2 separate regions of the Homo sapiens genome follow, and region 2 is linked to region 1. Evidence: read pairs that join two places in POLR2A ChIA-PET (ENCODE). Cell type or tissue: OCI-LY7. All regions are shown on one strand. Links, peaks and the distances in the headings refer to the core of each region. The heading gives the core; the rest is flanking DNA.

Region 1 (8,590 bases), core at 135-8,134:
GAAAAAAATATTATTGGCTTCTCTTTGATGCTGTATAAAAGAAAAAAAAAATATATATATATAATATATATTTTTAAAAATTAATGGGTATGGTGGTACATACTTGTAGTCCCAGCTACTTGGGAGGCTGAGGTGGGAAAACCGCTTGGGCCCACGAAGTTGAGAGGCTACAGTAAGCTATGACTATGCTACTGCACTCCAGCCTCAGCAACAGAGCAAGCCTCTTTTTCTTTTTTTCTTTTTTTTAGGGGGAAAAAAAAAAAAAGGAGTCCAAAGATATTATTTCAAATTTTTCAGAATAACATGTTAGGGACCTGACATTGCCCAAAGACAATCAAATATTTCATTCCTTCAGTATCATTATTAATTCAGAGTCATACATATTTTGCTTGTATCAATCTTTTTTGATGCTCAAATTGTCCCATCTTTGGCCAGCAAAACGGCTTCTTCATGTTAGCTCCTTCATCTTTTGATGTGACTCCAATAATATTTGTGAGCATTTCTGCTTTCTGTTATGACGTGATATTCTAGGTTTAGCTTGTATGTTTCTTGCCCCCATCTATAATCAGCCTTATCAGCATGGATCCTTGATCCCTTTTAGTCAGAAAAAGTACAGAGAGACTACAATCTGGTCACTAGAGGCACTCATTAGATTGGTTATTGCTTCCAAGCCAGAGCTAGAAAATACACTTGGAAAGAAAATAAACCATGGGTTCATACTGATTATTTCCAACTCAGATTTTGGATGACTGGAATTTCACAGAAAGTCTCTTATATTTGCATATTTTCTTCCACTAAAAAATCTGACAAAAGATAGAAATAAGAACCCAAAAAAGTGCTTTATGTTTATTTTCTCATTTAACCCTCAGAGTTGGCATTTTACAGATTAGGAAACAAAGGCAGAAGTAATTTAATTTGTCTGAATACACACACAGCTACTGTGTGGCAGGGTCAGCATATGTATTTGAGCATTCTGGCCACAGATTCTATCCTCCTAACCATACTCTAGTCGGTCTTACTGATTTCACTTATAATCCAACCAACAGCATAACCATACCAAATAACTTCACAAAAAAGTATAGATTGCACATGAAATTCAAAAGATAAAAATATATGCTAATCCTAAGCAATATTTTCCCTTTACACCTTAGCTTTAAACCACAATAACTTACATATGGCGACTCAATATTGAAATTAAGTGGACAAGCTTACATATTAATACCAAGAAAGAAGGAAGAGAGGAAAGGCAACTATGAGGAAAACACAACTACTCAGTTGTCTCAAGCATTACAAAGATTATATACATAGGCACCTCAGGTACTTCTGAAGCTAGTCATATCAAGTCAAGTCCCAATGCAAGACACAAAACTGTATTAGACCTGCAACCTTTCATCCAAATTACCTGTAAGTCCTGGATGCACCTTTAACTTATTCCTCTGGAAAAGGCTCTGTCTCAGCCCCTTCCTTCTACCAATGCTTACATACAAATCAAGTGGGAATCACTGCTTCCCTGCTTTATAAGACAGATACTGACATAATGCTGCTAACACCAGCTGATGACAGAAGGAGAAAACCAAGTCTAACTTGTAACATGTTCTTCTTTGCCTCTTTTTTTTTTTTTTTTTGAGATGGAATCTCGCTGTCACCCAGGCTGGAGTGCAGTGGCACGATCTCGGCTCACTGCAACCTCCACCTCCCGGGTTCAAGCGATTCTCCTGCCTCAGCTTCCTCAGTAGCTGGGATTACAGGCGCGCGCCACCATGCCCAGTTAATTTTTTGTATTTTTAGTAGAGACGGGGTTTCACCATGCTGGCCAGGCTGGTCTCGAACTCCTGACCTCGTGATCCGCCCGCCTCGGCGGGATTACAGGCAGGAGCCACCGCGCCCAGCTGCCTTATTTCTTATGCAAAAAAACTGGAACACAAGGTTCGGATTTGGACTGGTATTTTCAAGTAAAAAGCCAAGCCTTATGGCTCAAAGCAGTCTAGCATGGGCTTTCCAACCCGCCACTTGGTGGCACTCTGTACCGGCTGCAAATTTTCATTCCAGCTGTGCCGAACTAAACCTATGTCCAAAGAGGACTTCATTCAGCCTGGCTAATTTCAATATGGCTATACTGTAATTACACCTATTCTTTCTTGGTTTATACAGTTAAGAATCAGCTCTTTAAAAGGTCAACCTCAATTTTCAAGAAGTTTAATACTGTACTCCAAGCAAATACTTGGGAAAATGATCAGTCTTACATTCCTGGTCTATATGTCAACTGGCATAACTCTGCCTCATTGCTGACTTGGCAGTGTCTTATCCTCTAACTCAAGAATTATCTTTCTTACATCATTTCCTTAGGTAAAGTTGTAACACGCTCAAAGGCTTAGCTGTCTGTAAATAGGGAGAACTAGGAAGAACTTAGAGGTCCAGGAAAAAGGGATTCAATTACAATACACAGAATGAAATCTCATGGAGATATTATAAATATGAAAGAATATTTAATGAAGACATGCGCTTATGACACTGTTCACTGAAAAAAGTGCATCACTAAAAGAGAACATGGAATATGATCTCATTTTAAAATACGTGGTTTTATCACAAAAAGAACATTCCAACCAGGAACAAAATGTACATATCTGTACATACACACATACACATGAACATTAACAGAAGTAAGGAAGAGAGAGCATTACGATACTGACCGTGATGAGCACTGGCTGGTAGAATCATCTGCAGTTTTCCATTTCTTCTAGCTTTTGTGTTTTATAAAATGAACTTTACTAGTTGTTGAGGGAAAAATAAGCTATTGTTTCTAGCCAGCAGCATAATATCAGAATGAACCAAGAGGAAAACAATTCTAGATTCTAACAGTTCTAACTAGTTCTGTGACATCAGTTCTCCATCCCCCTATAAAATTCCTATAGATTTTATAGTTTAGCAGAAGAAACTAGATACTTTAGGTCAGTCTTAAATAAGTATCTGTAAAAGTGGAAAGGAGGAAACATAACTTAGGAGTAACACAGGTAGACCCAGGTCAAAAATCCCTATGAAAGATGGCATTGCATCTAGTGGATTAACAGAGGGTCACAGGTACACTAAAGAAAAGCATACTTCCTGCAACAGTTAAAAAGAATGCCAGATTCTAGTGAACTGAACAGGAGGAAGGAAGGGGGAAAAAAAAAAGATTACAAGGTCCCCTACACCGTAAAATAAAGAGATGTCCTTCAATTATGGTCCGAGAACCACCTATGTTAGAATCACCACAAGGGACTAACTAAAATGCAGATTCCAGGGCCCCAAAACAGACTTAAATCGTAATTTCTGGGGGTGGGGCAGGGGAACTTGGCCCCTCCCCCGCCAACCCACACACACACATTCTCTCTCTCTCTTATGGATTGGTGGCCACTGTGGTATAGTTAACAGGGCGAGTCTCAAAGGCAAAATTACTTGTTTTATTCACTGTTGCACATTCCACTGGTTAACAGATTGCTTAGCTCATCTCAGGCAATTATTCAATATTACTTAAACAATGAGCAAGGGAACAAAGTCTCTTTACATCACAGTTCTAAGTGAGAATCTAAACATGGTTTTTTCCATTATCCCCAGCTCCCAGATCTCCATGGTAACAGCTATGTTTTAGTCCCGTTAACTAAAACAGAGGTATATTTTATCTTTTACATTTGCACACGTTATCTCCATCTATGTAGAACAGAGTCTGACAGCCAGACGTGCATGGATGAAAACTTGACTGACGCCATGAGTATGCACTAGAAGAGTCCAAAAAAGACTGAATGTTTTTCTACGTACTCTCTTACTACTATTGTTTGCTTGCATTTACACACTGCTATGTCTTTCTTTTAGAAGATTAAATGTTCCTTGAAGAAACATAGTCAAAGTTTTTATACTTCCTTAGGACATGTGCAAGTTAGGAAAACCTAACACTGTTCGAAAGACAATTGATACAGGCACACATCATCACACTGGGCCTTTGTTTTACTTCTTAATGTGACTACTAGAAGGGCACGCACATCTTAATGTAGAATGTCAAACAGGAAAAAAACAAACAAACAAAAAAAACAGGGCACAAACTAATCCTTGATCCCTAAATAACCAAAGATTTTTATAGTCTTCATACTGAGATTTTAACTAAGTAAATGTGCTTCATTTTTTAATTTTTTTTTTTTTTTGGTGGAGAGAGGGTCTTGCTCTGTTGCTCAGACTGGAGTGCAAACGGCATGATCTCTGCCCATTGCAGCCTCAACCTCCGAGGTTCATGAGATCCTCCTGCCTCAGCCCCTCAAGTAGCTGGGACTACAGGCATGCGCTACCGCACCCAGCTAATTTTTGTATTTTTCATAAGCTGTGGTTTCACCACGTTGCCCAGACTGGTCCTGGGCTCAAGCAATCCACTTGCCTCGGCCTACCAAACTGCTAGGATTACAGGCATGAGCCACTGCGCCCAGCCTGTATATGTGCCTTTAAACTAAAAAGTCACCACCAGTATTACAACCACAGAAACACACGCAGTTGAACAGTTACTATTTAAATAAAAGCCTCACTGCCTGTATGACCTAAAAGCATAGCTCTTTCAAAAGTCTTAATATTAACACAATATAGTAAATTGTACTTATCTTCCTAAAAAATTAGAGTGGTAAGAAAGGAATAAAGAACTTGGATATAAAACCTCTAACATGCTTGAGTAGCACTGAAAATTAATTATTCCCATACTTTTCCATAGCTAAAACTAGTTTTATAAATATCATTATATTTTTTTCCCAGCAACAAGATATTTTTAAACAGTGATTTTTAGAAACCGTACATCTTAAGCTGCTCTGTCCAATAAAGAAGCCACTAGCCACATGTGTCTAACTACTTGAAATGTGGCTAGTCTGAATTGAATCGTTCTGTAAGGATAAAATACATACAGATGTTGAAGATTCAATACCAAAAAAAGCAAAATTTCTCAACAATTTATTATACTGTTACATTTTAGATATATTAGGTTGTATATAATAACTAATTTTTTTTTTTTTTTTGAGACAGGGTTTTTGCTCTCTCGCCCAAACTGTAGTGGCACGACCATAGCTCACTGCAGCCTCAACCTCTTGGGCTCAAGCAATTCTCCCACCTCAGCCTCCCAGTCAGCTAGGATACAGGCACACATCACCACACTGGGCCTTTGTTTTACTTAATGTGGCTACTAAAAAGTTAAAATCATATATATTTAGTTCATGTATTTCTATTGAACAGAGCTTATCTAAAACTAATTGATTAAATTTAATTTGTTTGTCAAGGGAATTTGAAGAACAATCAAGAAAAAGTTTTAGGCCGGGCACAGTGGCTTATGCCTATAAACCCAGCACTTTGGGAGGCCGAGGCGGGAGGATCATCTGAGATCAAGAGTTCAAGACCAGTCTGGCCAACATGGCGAAAGCCCATCTCTGCTAAAAATACAAAAATTAGCCGGGCATCACGGAGGCGTGTGCCTGTAATCCCAGCTACTTGGGAGGCTGGGGCAAGAGAATCGCTTAAACCTGGAAGGCAGAGGTTACAGTGAGACAAGATTGTGCCACTGCACTCCAGCCTGGGAGACAGAGTGAGACTCTGTCTGGAAAAATTAAAATTAAAAAAAAAAAAAAAAAGAAAAAGTTTTATATGGAATACGTATTTTCCACATAAAAGTAACCATCACTAAAACTGTACCTGCAAGAAGAGGTGTTTTAAGATTACTAAACTTTTAAAACCACTGTATTTTGAATACGGGGTATGTCTACATTAACAGTTTTTATTTCGTATTACTGCTAAGTGGATGTGGTTCTTAGACAAGGCAGATCCTTGGGTTTGTTTTTGTTCGTGGGAAAGTTGCAGTTGATCATTATCAAATTATACCACCTTCTCATCAACTTTAGAAACTATAATAATCTCACCACCCCAAAGCTTGAAGACTGTTTCCCAGAGGTAGACTTACACAGCCAGACTTGTTTATATTTCCATTTTTAATGTTTTCTACAAGTAGGCAAAGAAAATAAGCAAATAATTGTGTTCAAGAAACTCAGTATGAGAATTCTCAGTTTCACGCACTCTGAGAACTCCAATGTATCAACAAAACAAAAGGTTGACAAGTTTGATCTAAATATTTCTGCCTGACATTCCTCATCCTAGGTAACTCAACTCTTTCTTTTCTCCCAAGATATAATTTCACTAGGCTTTGTAGATAACCCTTCTCCTAGCAGAAAACACAATGCAAATGCAATGCTACGTTACCAGTCTCCAATAGCAGCAAATTGTTCCTGATTACTAAGCTCTTTTTCCTTCTAGTGAGATAGAACAGGTATGTTTACCACACTTAAGGACAAACAAGTTAAAAAAAAACTTTCACTTAAGTGCAACATGCTTCCCCAACTACATCAGTATTTTCCCAAATTTGAACTCAGTCACATTAATCCATCATTTCCTTGAATGAATAAAACCTTGGCCAAAGTATTAAAATTTTCCCTTTTCTCACCTATGACATATTTGCCAATTAAACACAAAAATCCTGAAAATGGGCCAGGCGTGGTGGCTCCTGCCTGTAATCCTAGCACTTTGAGAGGCCGAGGCAGGTGGATCACGAGGTCAGGAGATGAGACCATCCTGGCTAACATGGTGAAACCCCATCTCTACTAAAAGTACAAAAATTAGCCAGGTGTGGTGGCGGGTACGTGTAGTCCCAGCTACTCAGGAGGCTGAGGCAGGAGAATCGCTTGAACCCGGGAGGCGGAGGTTGCAGTGAACAAAGATCGCACCATTGCACTCCAGCCCAGGCGACAGAGCAAGACTCTGTCTCAAAAAAAAAAAAAAAAAAAAAAAAAAAAATCCTGAAAATGATGAAGTCTCTAGCCCTATCATGTCTTCTGAGAACAGAATTACATATAAAAATACACCACAGAAACACTGTCAGCAACATCCAGACCTGGGAAACTCTCCAGCACAAACATCTAAAGTTTTTTTTTTTTTCTTTTCTTTGAGACGGAGTCTCGCTCTGTCGCCCAGGCTGGAGTGCAGGGGCATGATCTCACAGCTCACCACAACCTCCGCCTCCTGGGTTCAAGCGATTCTCCTGCTTCAGCCTCCCGAGTAGCTGGGATTACAGGCGCCCACCACCACGCCCGGCTAATTTTTTTGTATTTTTAGTAAAGATGAGGTTTCACCATGTTGGCCAGGATGGTCTCGATCTCCTGACCTCATGATCCACCCACCTCGGCCTCCCAAAGTGCTGGGATTACAGGCGTGAGCCACTGTGCCTGGCCTTTTTGTCTTTGTTTGTTTTTTGAGACAGTCTCGCTCTGCAGCCCAGGCTGGAGGGCAGTGGTGCAATCTCAGGTCACTGCAACCTCCACTTCCCAGGTTCAAGTGATTCTTGTGCCTCAGCCTCCTGAGTCATTGGAATTACAGGCGTGTGCCACCATGCCTGGCTAATACTGTATTTTTAGTAGAGACGGGGTTTTACCATGTTGGCCAGGCTGGTCTGGAATTCCTGACCGCAAGTGATCCACCTGCCTCGGCCTCCCAAAGTACTGGGAGAACAGGCATGAGCCACATGCCCGGCCAACATCTAAATTTTTTAACAAATAAATTTCAAAGTGAAAAAAGGAGGAGGGAATCCTTGACATTAAGTAAAACAAACTTAAGACCTATTAACCAATCATAATGGAAGAAACTTATTTAAATCCCAATTCAAATACAATGGAAAAAACTAATCAGGAAAATTGGAATATTTAATACCAGTGAGTTAGTGTCATGTTTTTTAATATGTAATGATAATGTCTATGCTTTTTAAAAGTCTGTCTTTTAGAGATACATGCTGAAGAATTAGGAATGTAAAAAGCTTGCTGTCTTCAATTTGTTTTGAAATAATTTGGGGAGGTGTGGCATTGAGGCACAGAGATGAATCAAAGCCAGTCATCATTTGGTGATTCTTGAAGCTAGGTGATCAGTATAGGAGGATTTATTATACCATTATCTCCTCTGTGGTACTTTTAAAATTTCCACTGTTTTTCCCTACTCTCTTAAATCTAGAAGTCACCATCGACACAAATGTTAAATTCCATTAAAATCAAACTCTGGGCTTGTTAGTACCCAGAAGAAGGAATTTTTAAGAGAAAAATATAATTTAACTTTACATGACTATCTGGTAGTAAAGAGATGTTAAATACTTTCCATGCACATAACCTGAGATGATATTAGTATTTCCTATACCACAAAAAAACTAGAATTTTCTAAGATTGTTACATTAGACAGTGTTAGATGTCCTTCCTTTGCCTAGGAAAGTACATTTGGATTTATTTTGCTGCAGTAACTATAGTATAACTTCAAATATAGGATATTGGCTGGGCCCGGTGGCTCACACCTGTAATCCTAGCACTTTGGGAGGCCAAGGCGGGTGGATTACCTGAGGTCAGCAGTTCAAGACCAGCCTGGCCAACTGGGTGAAACCCTGTCTCTACTAAAAATACAAAAATTAGCCAGGCATGGTGGTGGTGTGCGCCTGTAGTCCCAGCTATTTAGGAAGCTGAGGCAGGAGAATTGCTTGAACCCTGGAGGCAGATGCTGCAGTGAGCTG
Region 2 (8,590 bases), core at 152-8,151, 220 kb before region 1:
CATTGGTCCCAGCTACTTGGGAGGCTGAGGCAGGAGAATGGCGTGAACCCGAGAGGCAGAGCTTGCAGTGAGCCAAGATCGCGCCACTGCACTCCAGCCTGGGCGACAGAGCGAGACTTCGTCTCAAAATAAATAGAGAGAGAGAGAGAGAGAGAGGGAGGGAGGGAGGGAAAAAGAAAGAAAGAAAGAAAGAAAGAAAAGAAAAGAAAAAGAGAGAGGATAGCTCTCTCTCTTCATAGCCTCTTCTCCCTTCCCATTTGAAATCCCCCTCCCAAGAGGTCATCGCTGTGAAGTCTGGTGGGCATTCATCCCTTTTCCTCGCAGCACGCTCAGACTGCACGGGCAGTCTGCAGTTAACTGTCCATCACCAGTACCCACTCTGCGGGCTCCCAGGTGAGACGCCGGAACTACATTTCCCAGAGTCCCTATCATCCCATGGTTCCGGATTCAAGTTGGCCTGCAAAAGGTTCCTGCTCAATATCTGCAAGAAGGAAGGAGAGATGCCATTCTCCTCTGGAGGCTGCTCCCTCTAGGCATGTGGGAGACATGAGGTTCCAGCGGCCCGCCACAACCTTGTGTGAGGTGGAGCACGGACCCTCCCTTTTTTTAGAGGCCTGTGGACCGTAAGCATGGAAATAAATCTTAAGTTCCTTCAGGGGAAATTCCAGGCGCCTAGCTAGCCCTGAGAAGTAAATAAATAACTTGTTAAACAAGAAGGTGATAGTAGCCTAAAACAACAGCTAAAGAAGTTGGAGTCCCAGAGATGTTTGCTTTCCCTATAGAAATTAAAGATAGTATCTTCACGTATGTCCCTGAGTTGTCTTTCAGAGGCTTGGACCCCCTAACTGAGGACCCCCCAAACTGATCAGGGGCATGGCAGGTAGACCCCAGATAAGGGGGAAATGAAGACTAAACTTTATTGTCCTTTGTTCTAAGTTTTTTCCTGAAGGGCTTGGAGAAAGTCACTCCCCCTAACCAGTTAACTCTACTGGCTTTACATTTTTAAACAAAGTTTCTCTTCCTTAGCCAATTGCAAACCAGAAGATGTTTAAATCTACCTATGACATGTAAGCCCCTAGCTTCAATATATCTCACCCTTTTCGGCCAAAATCAATGTGGAGCCTCCATGTATTGATTTATGATTTGCCTGTAGCTTCTGTTTTCCTGACATTTACCCCTGCCCTTAAAAACCTTACCTGCAAGCCATCAAGGAGTTAGAGACTTAAGCATAAGCTGACGATTTCCCTTGCTTGGCACCCTGCAGTAAATGCCTTCTTTTCTATCACTGCAAAAACCTCAGTGTGAGTATCTGGTTTTACTGCACTGGAGGAGCAGGCCCCAGTTCACTTCTATAACCTGTGTGAACCTCTCACATTGGTCCTTCAGGCTGAGGTCACCAGCAGCAGCTTCCCTGACCTCCACTCTTTCAGCCTTTCCAATAACTCCCTACAGTAAAAGTCTCCTAAATGGAATACACAGAGGCTCTTCTGATATCCTGATCCAACCGTGATACAGAGATCTACCTTGCTCGTTTTAACAGCTGAATAGTATCCCAGTGCCTAACTGTCTTATAATGAATTTAACTTCTCCCTTAATGATGGACACTTGGGTTTTTCTAGCAATTTACTAACACAATTAATGTCAGGATGAACTTTCTTTCTTGCACACACATACACACATACAAGTTCTTTATTTGCCACCCTCAAGCACATGACTGCTGAATTGTGCTTTAAAGAACTTTCCATCACACCACGAACATGTCACATTGTTAGGTTCGTGTGATCACTATGAGGAAGAGGAGGGGGAGGGGACCATGGAGGCCGTAATGTCTAGACTCTTTCTTCCCTGTCTTCAGTTCACCAAATGTAGTTCAACTGTGGACAAAGGGGCTCTTTGAAGCGTCCTCTAAATGTTTAAAATTTTGTTTTTAGAGATAGGATCTTGTTTTGTTGCCCAAGCTGGTCTTGAACTCCTAGCATCAAGCATTCCTCCCATTTCATCCTCCCAAAGTGCTGAGATTACAGGCATGAGCCACCACACCAGGCCTATATTTATTTATTTATTAGTTTTTTGAAATACAGTCTCTGTCACCCAGGCTGGAGTACAGTGGCACAATCTCAGCTCACTGCAACCTCCTTCTCCCAGGTTCAAGCCATTCTCCTGCCTCAACCTCCCGAGTAGCTGGGACTATAGGTGTATGCCACCACGCCCGGCTAATTTTTGTACTCTTAGTAGAGACCGAGTTTTGCCATGTTGGCCAGGCTGGTCCTGAACTCCTGACCTCAAGTGATCTGCCTGCCTTGGCCTCCTAAAGTGCTGACATTACCGGCGTGAGGGATTACCGGTGTGAGCCACCATGCCCTGCCCCTAAATTTATTTTTTAATTGTCAAGTTGTTACCAGCAGTGAATCCATACAGGTCTGCAACAACCTCAGTTCTTGCCTCCTCAGAAGAAAGAATTCGACCAAGGGGGCATAAGGTAGAGTGAGAGACCAAGGCAAGTTTTACAACAGTAGTGAAAGTTTATTAAAAAGTTTTATGGCGGGAATGAAAGAAAGTGAAGTACACTTGGAAGAGGGCCAAGCGGACAACTTGAGAGAGTCAAGTGTGCTGTTTGACCTTTGACTTGGGGTTTTATATGTTGGTATGCTTCTGGGGGTTGCATCTCTTCTCCCCTGATCCTTCCCTTAGGTTGGGCTGTCCGCATGCGTGGTGGTCGGCCAGCACCTGGGCGGGGGGAAGCATGCGCAGTATGTTTACTGAGGTTGTACGCATGCTCACTTGAGGCGTTCTTCCCTTACCAGCGCAGTGCTACCAGAGGAAGCTAAACCAGTTAAACTACGCCATTTTGCCTCTTAGTGGGCATGCTTGAGTCCACTCACCCAACTCCTGATATCTTATTCGTAAGTTGCTAATCACCAATTTCAGATGTTTCTATTTATTGGGAGACAACCTTTCCCTGGCACTGCGACCAATTATTATTTTAGAGAGACAGCTTAACAACCGCTTGACCATCACCTGATGGTCCCCTGACATTCCTGGTGGGGGCAGGGGGCCTCTCCTGTTCCTGGGGCAGGCGCAGCACTCTCTTAGCTCTACCCTGTAGCCCCTGCTTCCACCATAACAGTTCACAAAGAACTGGCAAACCCTTGAAATTTCCAATTTCCCTTCTTTTGCCATTTTCTGTAGGCTGCTATGATTCAAGCCAGAGAAAGCTGCCGCCTCAGCCCCCACCTCCATCGCCGCGGGGGTGAGGCCCCAGATACCTGCCTGGCTTCTTCAGCTCTCCCCTTGGCTCCTAGCTTTGTGCTGAATGGTCCTGCCTTCCCACAATGCCCTTATCTCACCAAATCTTCACCCTGAAGCCATGAATTAGAGCTTCTAGCTGACTAAATGCAGTATCTCTCAGAAATCTGTCATGTGTCCTTTCTGCTTCTCGTGCCCAATTAACTAATTAGCATCATTTTACAAACTTCTCTGGGCTAGCCCTAGAGCTCAGCTCTAACACCACCCAGGTCTCCAGGTAAAGCCTGGCTATACCTCCTATCCTTGTTTTGTTGCTGATAAATAAGCTTTTTATTGATCTTGCAGAAAAATTATTTTTCTAATTTTTTTCTCTTTTGCCTTTCTATCTTGAGTTGTGCCATGACAAAACACCACCAACCCCATTTTCCAAACCTTACATAGAGGTTCTCTTCCCCCTTCTCCCTGTGTGCCCAGCATGGTGTGAAAACACAGCCTGAAAATATTCTCTCCAGCTTCTTCTGTCAGGTTCCCCACCCTTCTCCATCAGCATTCTTAACGCCACAGGGATTCCTTCCAGCCCACTTTGGAGTACAGTTTCCCTCAGGCCACAACATTTACTGTTATTTTATGAATAAAACTTTATTTTACTGGCGGTTGGTAAACTGAACGAACAAGTACTATTTATAAAATAAATACAGAACATGATACAACAGCCAGCATTTTTTCTTTTTTTCTTTTTTTTTTTTTTTTTTTTTGAGATGGAGTTTCACTCTTGTTGCCCAGGCTGGAGTGCAATGGCGCGATCTCGGCTCACTGCAACCTCCGCCTCCTGGGTTCAAGCGATTCTCCTGCCTCAGCCTCCCAAGTAGCTGGGATTACAGGCATGTGCCACCACGCCCGGCTAATTTTTTGTATTTTTGGTAGAGACAGGGTTTCCCCACGTTGGTCAGGCTGGTCTCGAACTGCCGACCTCAGGTGACCACCCGCCTCGGCCTCCCAAAGTGCTGGGATTACAGTCATGAGCCACTGCGCCCGGCCTACTGCCAGCTTTGTTTCTAAAGGGCATTACAAACATTGCCCTACTGGTGTTAGTAAACATACTTGTTTTAAAGGCTCAATTTTATCAGAAGAAACCTAGAAACAGAAACTGGAATGGTGTAAAAGGCTCTACCCTATGATTATTTGGTTTTCCCAAACCTAATTTTTTTTTGTAGATCTACATACATTAGCTATTCTTTATTCTTTGAAAATAGCACTTTAACTTAGCGTAACTACCTAATCCCCATTTACTCATGAGATTTTAGAAGAGAGGAGTTCAGAAGGAAAAGTTATTCAACTTAAAACAAAATCTCTAAGTAAATGATGCTTGAAGCAGATGAAAAACCAGCTGACCTACTTCCATTACTTAATTAAGAAGGTGGAATCAATATACAAGTGTTTGCTAATTTTATTCATTTTTTTGGTCAGTTACGTTTATGATATTCAGTGATGTCTGTTTACAGTAATGTATGTGTGTATATATATATACACAGTGAGGCAGTGAGGCAGAATCCACCTGCTAGATTAATTGCATTGTGTTTGGGTATCAGAAAAGGCCATGGAGCATTTATCTGTCCAGTGGCCAGTGAGTTGATTTGGGTTTGTTTTGCTTTTAAAAAAGAGGAAGAGGGTGGTAGTGATCTCCTCTCCAAGAGCCCTAAGCAGCTGACTTCAGGGTGTCACGGGGTCTTGCCGGCCTGGAAGCATTTCAACACCAGGCTCAGGTCCCTGCAGAGCAAATCCCATGACTCCAGTCACTGTTGTGCCAGAATTCTGTTGTGGGCAATTCAGTTTAAGTGAGCAAGTCTTGAAACATCTTTTTATGTTATAGGGATTTTATGGGAAGAGAGGCTTAATTCTGCAGGATTTGATTTATTTTAGTATTAATAATTTTTGATTATTTTTTCTAGAAAAGGTGTGAGATGACTTATGAAAATATATACAGGCTGGGTGTGGTGGTTCACGCCTATAATCCCAGCACTTTGGGAGGTCAAGGTAGGCGGATCACTTGAGCTCAAGAGTTTGAGACCAGCCTGGGCAACATAATAGCTGGGCATGGCAGTGTGCGCCTGTAGTCCCAGCTACTCACGAGGCTGAGGTGGGAGGATCACTTGAGCCCAGGAGGTGGAGGTTGCAGTGAGCCAATATCATACCACTGCCCTCCAGCCTTGGTGACAGAGCAAGACTATGCAAAAAAAAAAAAGAAAAGAAAATATACACAATAAAATAAAACTTTAGACAAGTGGATGAGAAAACAGAGGCAAAAGGAAAATGAGGACAGGAAAAAGAAAATGAAGCCACAAAATGTGTGCTCTGTGGGCTCTATGCTTACTGGCAGTGCTGGCAGAGTTGGTTCTTAGCTTCCTAATAGCAAGATAATGAAGGCAACAGTGAGCTCTGTGGCTCACAGTGTCCCTAATTTCTTTCTTTCTTTTTTTTGAGACAGAGTTCTGCTCTGTCACCCAGTCTTGAGTGTAGTGACACGATCTTGGCTCACTGCAGCCTCGGCCTCCGGGATTCAAGTGATTCTTGTGCCTCAGCCACCCAGTATCTGGGACTACAGGCATGCGCCACCGTGCCCGGCTAATTTTTGTATTTTTAGTAGAGGCGGGGGTTTCACCATGTTGCCCAGTCTGGTCTCGAACTCCTGGCTTCAAGTTATCCACCCACCTTGGCCTCCCAAAGTGCTGGGATTACAGCCGTGAGCCACCGTGCCCAGCCGCTAGTACTTTTTTTCTGAAAAGAGAATACAACTGCTCAGGAGAAGGCTAAGCATTCTGTATGCTGAGATCAGAGAGAAATTTCTCACGTACATGTAATGCCTTCAAAAGGATCCTCAGTGAATTCCTTTGGATGGACCACAGTGACTTCCCAGGGCTATTTCATATGATGTCCTTTTGCAGAATAGGGCGCTTCAGGCCAAAGTGAGCATGGGAAATCAGTTCTACAGGGAGCCAAGATGATGCCCTTTGGGGACCCATCTCAGCTTGTTAGCTGAGTGGGTTTTGGAGGGCCTGATGGGTGGTCAGACCTATTATCACTGAGCAAGCTCTGCAGCATCAGTGAGTTCAGGAAAGCATATTAATAACTGCTGGGCTTTGGTGCTGTGTGCTTAAAGGTGCTGAGCGAGAGGCAGGGTTAGGACTGGCTGCATGAATTGTGAGATCCAGGGCAAAATGAAAATACAGGGTTCCTTGTTCAAAAATTAGGAATATCAAGATGGTGACAACAGAGCATTAAACCAACCGAAGCTCGTTTCTAAGAGTGGGGCCCTGTGGGACTGCACAAGTCACACCTCTATGTTGCTGGCCCTAGGCAGGAGATATGTCCTCATGAAAAGTCAAAGAACCTGGTGAGGACACAGCCTGAAGAGAAGGTCAAGCCAACCTGCATTCTGCTGAGCCCCAGACTGCAAACAGGTTCCTAAAGACTATGTCTCTCAAATCCCAAACTCGGGTGTGGGAGAAATACTACTTTATTTCTCATAACAAGTTAATTTTTGGCTCCACACCTCACATTACAAGGCTGACAGAAAAGTAAATGAGTAAACAAACCCCCACCACCAATCACATCCTAAAGCCCAGTACCCCCTGCAGTTTTTGCATAGGAAGCTTTATTATTTGAGTTATTCAGGGTGCTTCCCCATAACAATCTCCTGCAAGAAATATTGGGGAGAACAGGGACAGTGGCATGTAGCCCCACTTGGTCTAACAGAGTGTTTTAATGAGAGCTGGAGGAGGAAGGTCAGTCTCTGGGTGACAGGCAGCCACTGGTGGGAGGATCCTGCCCCATTAGATGCTTCTCTGCCACCTCAGACCCGGGTGGGCCCAGCTCCACCTCCCAGGCTAGATGTAGCCAGGCCCCAAAGCTCAGGACGTTTACAGGAGGTCTAGAGCAGGAACCACCAAAGAATCAGAACTGTTCGTTCATTCAATGCATGTTTATTGAATGCCAGCTAGGTCAGGCACTGCTCTTGGGGCTAGGGAGACAGTCAAGAATAAAACAGACCCAAATCCCTGCTCTTGTGGAGCTCATATACTATTTATGGAAGACAGTCTGTTTTTAAATGAGTCAACCATCTTGTATCTAGGAAAATAATAAGTGCTATGTTAAAAAATAAACATGAAAGGAAATAGGTTATACTAGGTGTGGCTATTGCTATTACCAATAAGGGTGTCAATGACGATCTCACTGAAAAGGGGCATTTGGGCAGAATACGAAGAAGTCAGGAAGCGAGCCAGGCAAATTCCTGGGGGAATGGTGGCTAGTGCACAGGCCCTGAGGTCAGAGAGCCTGGTGGGCTTGAAGCATAGCAGGAGACTGTGGGGACCTTGAGCAGAGTGGGGTTGGTGCTAGGGGGTGAAGTCAGGGAGGGAGCAGTGGCTGCAGCAGCACTTGTGGAAGGATTAAGTGGCGTATTAGAGATAGAGAGGAATGAAAATTGGAGTTTAATTTTGGACACTTGATATTTGAGATGTTATTATATATCCACATAAGTTAAGGTTAGGTTACCCATATGGAAAAAATGGACATCGATCAGAAGTTAACTCTAATTGAATCATAGACCTGCATGGAACTAAATACAGAAGCTAAAATTACTATTAAAATTCTTGGAAGAAGACAGATGAAAGTCTTTGTGACTTGGTGGAAGGCAAGGATTTCCTATATAGAACAAATAAAAGCATGGAATTTTCCTACTAACTTGATAAATTGGACTTTATTAACATTTAAAACTCTTGCTCATTGAAAGATACCATTACGAAAACAGAGACGGGCCAGATGCGGCGGCTAACGCCTGTAATCTTTACACTTTGGGAGGCTGAGGTGGGTGGATCGCCTGAGGTCGGGAGTTCAAGACCAGCCTGGCCAACATAGTGAAACTAAAAATACAAAATTAGTTGGGCATGGTGGCGCACGCCTGTAATCCCAGCTACTCGGGAGACTGAGGTGGGAGAATTGCTTGAACCCAGGAGACAGAGGTTGCAGTGAGCCGAGATCTTACCACTGCACTCCAGCCTGGGTGACAGAGCGAGACTCCATCTCAAAACAAAAAACAAAAACAAAAAAAAAACAAGAAAACAGACAAACCAGAAAATGGGAGAAAATATTCACAGCATAGAAAACTGTTACATTTTCATAATAAGACAAGTAACCCATTGTTTTTAAATGGGCCATCTATTTGAACAGACACTCACACAAGGATGTATAAAAATGGCCAATAAACACATGAAAAAATGCCAATATTATTTGTCATCAGGTATCTGTACTTAAAACCACAATGTGATACCATTACCCATTGATAAAA

Evidence for each region. Peaks named below come from ENCODE experiments on the same cell type or tissue, not always from the same donor. Only the 100,000 strongest peaks of a DNase experiment are listed, where the experiment ranks them.
Region 2: POLR2A ChIA-PET joins it to region 1 with 6 read pairs; 2 of 35 experiments call an interaction of 5 or more read pairs at or near these places.

Annotation. Positions count from the first base shown.
Region 1 is chr7:23,428,479-23,437,068 of GRCh38, forward strand. The region is part of intron 2 of IGF2BP3 (insulin like growth factor 2 mRNA binding protein 3); the gene reads right to left. Among named protein-coding and RNA genes, the nearest start is that of SNORD65C, 36 kb to the left of the region's middle. RefSeq lists an enhancer at 6,838-7,339. In OCI-LY7, for the core only: CTCF peaks have their summits at 649, 2,020 (motif pointing right) and 2,954; DNase peaks (open chromatin) are centred at 2,013 and 3,153; H3K4me3 peaks cover 1,038 bases; H3K27ac peaks cover 1,379 bases.
Region 2 is chr7:23,211,268-23,219,857 of GRCh38, forward strand. LOC101927890 (a long non-coding RNA gene) reads left to right here and starts at 2,808. Exons shown (of 2, transcript XR_242147.3): 1 at 2,808-2,903. In OCI-LY7, for the core only: no CTCF peak of the experiment used is centred there; no DNase peak of the experiment used is centred there.